2 separate regions of the Mus musculus genome follow, and region 2 is linked to region 1. The links are chromatin contacts, found by Hi-C or POLR2A ChIA-PET in ENCODE. All regions are on one chromosome and are shown on one strand. The core of a region is the stretch at or near the end of the contact, and the rest is flanking DNA. Distances in the headings are between cores, read along the strand shown.

Region 1 (3,305 bases), core at 476-2,975:
ATCCATATGCTTTGTTCTGAACATGGAGGCAATTTCTACTACTGCAAATATTAAAACAGACCAAATAATTGTGGGAAATCTAAAAATAAATGGAAACTATTGTTCCAAAATGATTTTATTGTAACCACTGAATACAGTACTACACTAAAGCGACCTGCTTCAATATTACCGAGTTTTCAAATTATTAAATCATAGGCAATGAAAGAGAACTAAAATAAACTCTATTTTCAGTTTTTAAAAAAACCCTAAAGTTCTTATTTTTAACTATTAAGATTCTAATGAACATAAGCCAACATCATATCAGTTCATTAGCTTTGGAATTAACACTAACTTGTTAAAAATCTCCAAAAGCATCTGAAATGCAGTGTTCACTTTCCCTCATAACCACTGATGCAAAATCAAGGTAGGAACTCATCTACTAGAAAATATCCATGGGAAAGGATGCTTGCTCCTCAGCAACTTAAACTTCAGTTTTTAAATGTAAATAAGAGAGCATCAAACAGGCTCCCTCTATAAGGACCTGTACACAGACTCAATCCTGATTTTCATTCTTTATCGACAGAAAAAAAAATCTGCTATGATCCTAAAAGTATACTAAGAATGCACCTTATCAAAATGTATTATGCATATTTTATAGGAGTTATTATAATAGATATTCCAAAATTTAGATTCATTTAGAAATCTCAAGAAAAATATCACCAAAGGGAATTTCTCCTGACAGCTGTGTAATTTGTTATCATCTCTTTCTACTGCTGGTCATGAATGAAATTTTAGATTCTACTACGCGGAACAAATGAAGCAATTAATGAAAGCATTCAAATTAGAACAGAGGAGGTGGGGGGGGGCGATGAAAGAGGAGGCAGATCCTGTTAAACCCAGTGAGAAGACAAAATAACACCAGAATGTACATGCAACCGATTATAACAGATATCGTAATCGATTATGCAGGTCACTGACTGTTCAGAGGCATGCGAAAACACAGGTACGCACACTCACACACCCACGGACTCAAAACCTACAGAACAGGTGGATCGGCAAAATTCTCCACCGGAGGAAAACTAGATAGTTTTCAGTTTAATTATTAATCAGGCCAGTCTGTCACTTCACCCAGAGGTAAAACCTCAGAGCCTCTTTTTTAAATCAGCTTTGGCAACTCTGCAAGACGCTGCTTCTTTCCAGAAAAGCGAAATCTGACGCACGCCCATCACTGGGCGCGAAGAGAAATCATCTCCTTGCAAGCAAAGGAGGGTCCGGGAAGTATAAGGATTGGGGAGAGGGACCAGAGCTGGCTCTCTGGCGGTCAGAAGTCGGGGTCCGGAGTCTGGGTGGGGGACGAGGGGTCGCGGAGGCGAGGATGCCCTGCCCAGCACGAAGCAGGAGACTTCGAGTGCCAGGAGAGCTCCGAGTCGGAGCGTTCCATCTGAGCCCGAGAGAAGCCCGGGAGGTGTGGGCGCGCAGGTAAGGGAGGGCCGTACCTGGTACTCGGGGTACTCGAACATGTAGCTCATGCTGCACTTGTTTTCCTCGAAGCCGAAGAAGACATCCCACAGCCCCAGGGTCGCCAGAAACACCATGAAGACATAGAACGCCAGATTCCAGAGGTTGACTGAGTGGAGAAACATGGTGCAGACGAGCGCCTCTACACCAGGAGAAGCTCGGCAGCCTAGACAGAGCGAGGGAAAGACTCCGGTGCCAAGCCGTGCCCAGCTGAGCAGCGCGCGCCTGCGCGGAGCCCGCCAGCACCCCCTCCCCTTCGCCTGCCGCTCAGCGCGCCTGCGCAACTGCGAGCAGCCGGCCCGCGGTGCCGCCCACGGAGGAGGGGGCTGTGGGCGTTTGCAGCGTGAGCGAGATTGTGTGCCTAAAAAATGGAATGAGAAAGCGGAGTGGGCTGGGCTGGAGGGCATGGAGAGAAAAGGGAGGGGGCGAGAGGGGCGGGGGGACGGGGAGTGGAGGAAGAAAGGGAGAGGGGGATGGGAGCGCGGGATCCCAGAGGCAGGAGAGGGAATGGCCGGGTGGGTACCGCAGGAATTGGCCAGGGGCAAGGATAACGCCCTAGAGTCCAGAGACTGTTAGAGATTCAGAGCTAACTGGCCAAGAGAGGCGGCACATCAAAGGCGTGTCAGGTGGCTGTCACGCACACCTTCCCCTGCAACAGTTTCAAACCCCATCCTGTTCAATTTTGAACCATCTCGGGCCTCCGCAATTTCGCTTCAAGGACCAACTAGCTTGATTCCAGAAGAGACAAATGGCTTTCCCCCTTCCTCTTAGACCACCGACTTGGGCCCTGTAGGTAGTAACAACACCTGCTCATTGAAACAAAACACACGACAGTCAAAGGAAATCCTGTTCTTGGTGGAAGCCTTAATCAGACGAAGTCTAAAAAAAAAAAAAACAATATAAAAATACCTACCAACATGATGTTCCCAGTTGGTACCTGCAGGACCAGGTCGGCACTGACTTGAGGTGCTCTCCAAGTCCCCCATGTCTCTGGGGACTGGTTCCACAATGACGTTAGAAGAGAATTTTGCTCAAGCTTCCACTCTTTCTCATAACTTAGTTCATTTTGAAGAATTTCCATTTGTCTTTACACAAAGGAAGGGGTTTTAAAAAAGCAAATTAAACCCATTGATAATACTTGTAACAGCTTCGAAACGCTGAAATGTTATGAGGTGTCAGCCCTTAAAGCTAACCAGACAGCAGATGAGTTTTGTGTGTGTGTGTGTGTGTGTGTGTGTGTGTGCGTGTGTGTGTGCACGTGCGTGCGTGCTGCTAACTTCAGAATTTTACTTAGAATGATCTTTGGCACTGACTCAATTTTATTTTATTAGATTAATTTTCTAGCAAATATTTTGAGGAAAGCTGGATAGGATGCATGAAATCAAAGAATTTCAAGACCGAAAAGGAAGCTAATTGTTTATCTTATACAAAACCCTGCTATTCACATCAAGAAGCTACAATCCAAAGGTAAAAGGGTAACAATTTTTTTAACCCTAGACAGAAACACTTGGATATCTAAGCAAATACACCTAGCTACAAGATACGGACTATTTGTAAAGAGAGGACTGGGAAAATGGACTGGTGAGCTGCTTTGAGGTATGGAGGTAGATTTGGAAGGGCCAGGAAAGTCTGGGTAATACTGAGTAGCAGGGCAATAGTTAGCTAATAAGCATTTAAGGCATACCATGTATGTTTTGGATGTTGTGGTGTGCCCCTTGGTATAGGAGTTATTTGTCCTATGCTGTGATGATACCCTGGGACAAACAACTTAAGGAAAGGTTTGTTTTGGCTCACAATTCCAACATATC
Region 2 (3,305 bases), core at 347-2,846, 680 kb after region 1:
TTATAAGCACGGTCTCTTAATAAACTCGTGGGCCTTGATCAGGACCTTTGTCTTGGCTCCATTCTCTCTCTCTCTCTCTCTCTCTCTCTCCTCTCTCCTCTCTCTCTCTCCTCTCTCCTCTCTCTCCTCTCTCTCCTCTCTCTCCTCTCTCTCCTCTCTCTCCTCTCTCTCCTCTCTCTCTCTCTCCTCTCTCTCCTCTCTCTCTCTCTCTCTCTCTCTCTCTCTCTCTCTCTCTCTCTCTCTCTCTCTCTCTCTCTCTCCAGGTGTACCCGGTTCAAGTAGGCAACACAGTGGATGGTGCACGCCTTTAATCCCAGCACCTGGGATGCAGAGGCAGGCAGATTTCTGAGTTCAAGGCCAACCTGGTCTACACAGTGAGTTTCAGGACAGCCAGGGCTAGACAGAGAAACCCTGTCTCAAAACAAAAAAAAACCCCAAAAAAAACCCAAAAAAATAAAACACAAACAAACAAACAAAAAACTCAACAAAACAAAAAAAAACCCAAACAAACCAAAAACAAAAACCAAACCCTCAGGGCACTATTACTCTTGGAAGAGAGGGAAGGACACAGCGCACAGATCTCAACTGCAGCTCATCTCTAACTTAAACACTAATGTGCACCACAGTCCATTGGTGAGCTAAGTAAAGCTTAGATTGCTGGTCTGAGATCCCAGTTTCTGCCTCAGCAGGTAGGGAATGGGCCTCAGATGTCTAAGTTCCTGGTGTGTCTCATGCTGCTTTGGGGACCATTCTTTGAGAATCACTAACAGTACTTAGGTTGGGTGAGGGTTTATAGGTGTTCCAATCTCATTTTAGTATGTGCATATATACACTGTTTAAATTAAATGGGGGTGGGGAGGCCAGTTGTGGATGAGAAAATATGCAGTGAGCCAAGGATTAATAATAAAAATTTGGGATTTTAAAATTCTCTCCTGCTAAAAATTAGGATTTCATTCTCAAAGCTCAGTCTTGGAAGAATTTCAAGACTATTAGAGGAGAAAATTGTGACTTGTTTTGTACAATAAAGCTGAAAGTTAATGTTTCCTTATCTGCACACCTGTGACTCCGCACTCCAGTCCCTGGATGAGTTCTCAAATCAATCCTTAAGGCTCAGCAACATGTTCAGACACGTCATTTCCTTTTCTGCCAGTGCTTATCGTTCCTTAAAGCGCTTTGTGAAATTATTTTCCTTTCTTTCAGATTTATTTAGATTCTGAGACAAACCTTAAATGGTTTTTCTATGTTGACTAGAGGATACCAAGAGGCCGGATTTGTGCCCTGCTTTGACAGTTAATGAGTTTGGAAAATACCTCAATATAAAAATCTTGCCAACAAGTTCAGTCCAGAACCGATCAGTTCAGTTCAGATCCAGAACAGATCTCAAAGAGTAAAACTGCACAACACCCGGGATACGCTCTTCTTTCCCCAACTGCCCTGACACGGAACCCACTAGCCGACTACTCAAAAACTCCCGCCGGCCACCCGCCCCTGCGCGCTGCAGGAAACCGGTGGAGGCGGGGGAGTTGCGGGCGGGGCCGCAGGAGTCAACGCTTGCCGTTCATTGGCTTCCGCGCCGGAAGCGGCGGTACCGTCCAGCTGCGCACGCGCCCTTTCCCGTGCTCGGGAACACCGCCTCCAGTGCTGGGGCCGGCTGTCACCATGCTGCGGCAGTGTGCTCGCTGGGTGTTGACGCGCACCCGGTTCGGCCGCGGCTGTCGCCGCTACGGTTCGTGCTCGCCGAGCGCTAGTGGCGACGCCGGGGAAGCGCGGGCCTACTTCACCACACCTATCTTCTACGTGAACGCCGCGCCGCACATCGGGCACCTGTACTCGGCGCTACTGGCCGACGCCCTGTGCCGCCACCGTCGTCTCCGAGTTCCCGGCTCTGCGTCCACGCGGTTTTCCACCGGCACGGATGAGCACGGCCTGAAGATCCAGCAGGCGGCAGCCACCGCCGGCTTGGCCCCGATCGAGCTGTGCGATCGAGTGTCTGCCCAGTTTTTGCAGCTTTTCCGGGAGGCTGACATCTCTTCCACGGACTTCATCCGCACCACGGAGGCTCGGCACCGAGTAGCGGTGCAGCATTTCTGGGGTGTGCTGGAGGCCCGGGGTCTGCTTTACAAAGGGATCTATGAAGGGTGGTATTGTGCCTCGGATGAGTGCTTCTTGCCGGAGGCCAAGGTTACTCGGCAGGTGGGTCCGTCCGGGGATCCCTGTCCCGTGTCTCTCGAGAGCGGACATCCTGTCTCCTGGACGAAGGAAGAAAATTACATTTTCAAGCTTTCTCAGTTTCGAGAACCACTCCAGCGGTGGCTTGGAAACAATCCTCAGGCAATCACACCGGAACCGTTCCACCAGGCAGTTCTTCAGTGGCTGGAGGAGGAGCTGCCCGACTTGTCCGTTTCTCGAAGGAGTAGCCATCTGCACTGGGGCATACCAGTTCCCGGGGACGACTCGCAGACCATCTACGTGTGGCTGGATGCCCTGGTCAACTACCTCACTGTAGTTGGCTACCCAGATGCAGATTTCAAGTCTTGGTGGCCAGCCACCTCTCATATCATAGGTAAGGACATTCTCAAATTTCATGCTATTTATTGGCCTGCCCTTCTCCTAGGGGCAGGATTGAGGCCACCACATCGCATCTATGTCCACTCGCACTGGACGGTGAGTGGCCAAAAAATGTCCAAAAGCTTGGGCAACGTGGTGGATCCCAGGACTTGCCTTGATCGCTATACTGTGGATGGCTTTCGCTACTTTCTCCTTCGGCAGGGCGTTCCCAATTGGGACTGCGATTACTATGATGAAAAGGTGGTTAAATTGCTGGACTCCGAGCTGGCAGATGCCTTAGGAGGGCTTTTAAACCGGTGCACTGCCTACAGAATAAATCCTTCTGGAACCTACCCATCTTTCTGTGCTGCCTGTTTCCCCAGTGAGCCAGGGTTAACGGGGCCGTCAGTTCGTGTGCAGGCAGAAGACTATGCGCTTGTAACTGCAGTGGCCACTTTACCCAAACTGGTAGCGGGCTATTATAATGACTTTCAGATCTATAAGGCTCTGGAGGCGGTATCCAGCTGTGTTCGGCAAACTAATGGTTTCGTCCAAAGGCACGCACCATGGAAATTGAACTGGGAGAGCCCTGAGGATGCTCCCTGGCTGGGTACCGTGCTTCACGTAGCCTTGGAGTGCTTGCGAGTGTTTGGAACTTTGCTTCAGCCTGTTACTCCAAACTTAGCAGATAAACTGCTGTCAAGACTGGGAGTCTCTACCACAGAGAGAGGCCTTGGAGAGCTCTACTTCCTACCTCG

Evidence for each region. A loop is a pair of places that touch in the nucleus more often than their neighbours do. ChIA-PET counts read pairs that join two places held with the same protein, here RNA polymerase II (POLR2A).
Region 2: a map of gastrocnemius shows a loop between it and region 1 (4-fold over the local background). The contact joins the promoter of Mars2 here to the promoter of Pgap1 in region 1. A Hi-C loop is called at or near these places in 1 of 37 maps with a recorded cell type or tissue (gastrocnemius). POLR2A ChIA-PET finds 5 or more read pairs at or near these places in 1 of 5 experiments (embryonic stem cell).

What each region holds. Positions count from the first base shown.
Region 1 is chr1:54,555,959-54,559,263 of GRCm38, forward strand. Pgap1 (post-GPI attachment to proteins 1) reads right to left here and starts at 1,726. Exons shown (of 27, transcript NM_001163314.2): 1 at 1,476-1,726. The coding sequence starts at 1,622.
Region 2 is chr1:55,235,581-55,238,885 of GRCm38, forward strand. Mars2 (methionine-tRNA synthetase 2 (mitochondrial)) reads left to right here and starts at 1,597. Exons shown (of 1, transcript NM_175439.3): 1 at 1,597-3,305. The coding sequence starts at 1,660. Gm10561 (predicted gene 10561) reads left to right here. Exons shown (of 4, transcript NR_166489.1): 4 at 1-44.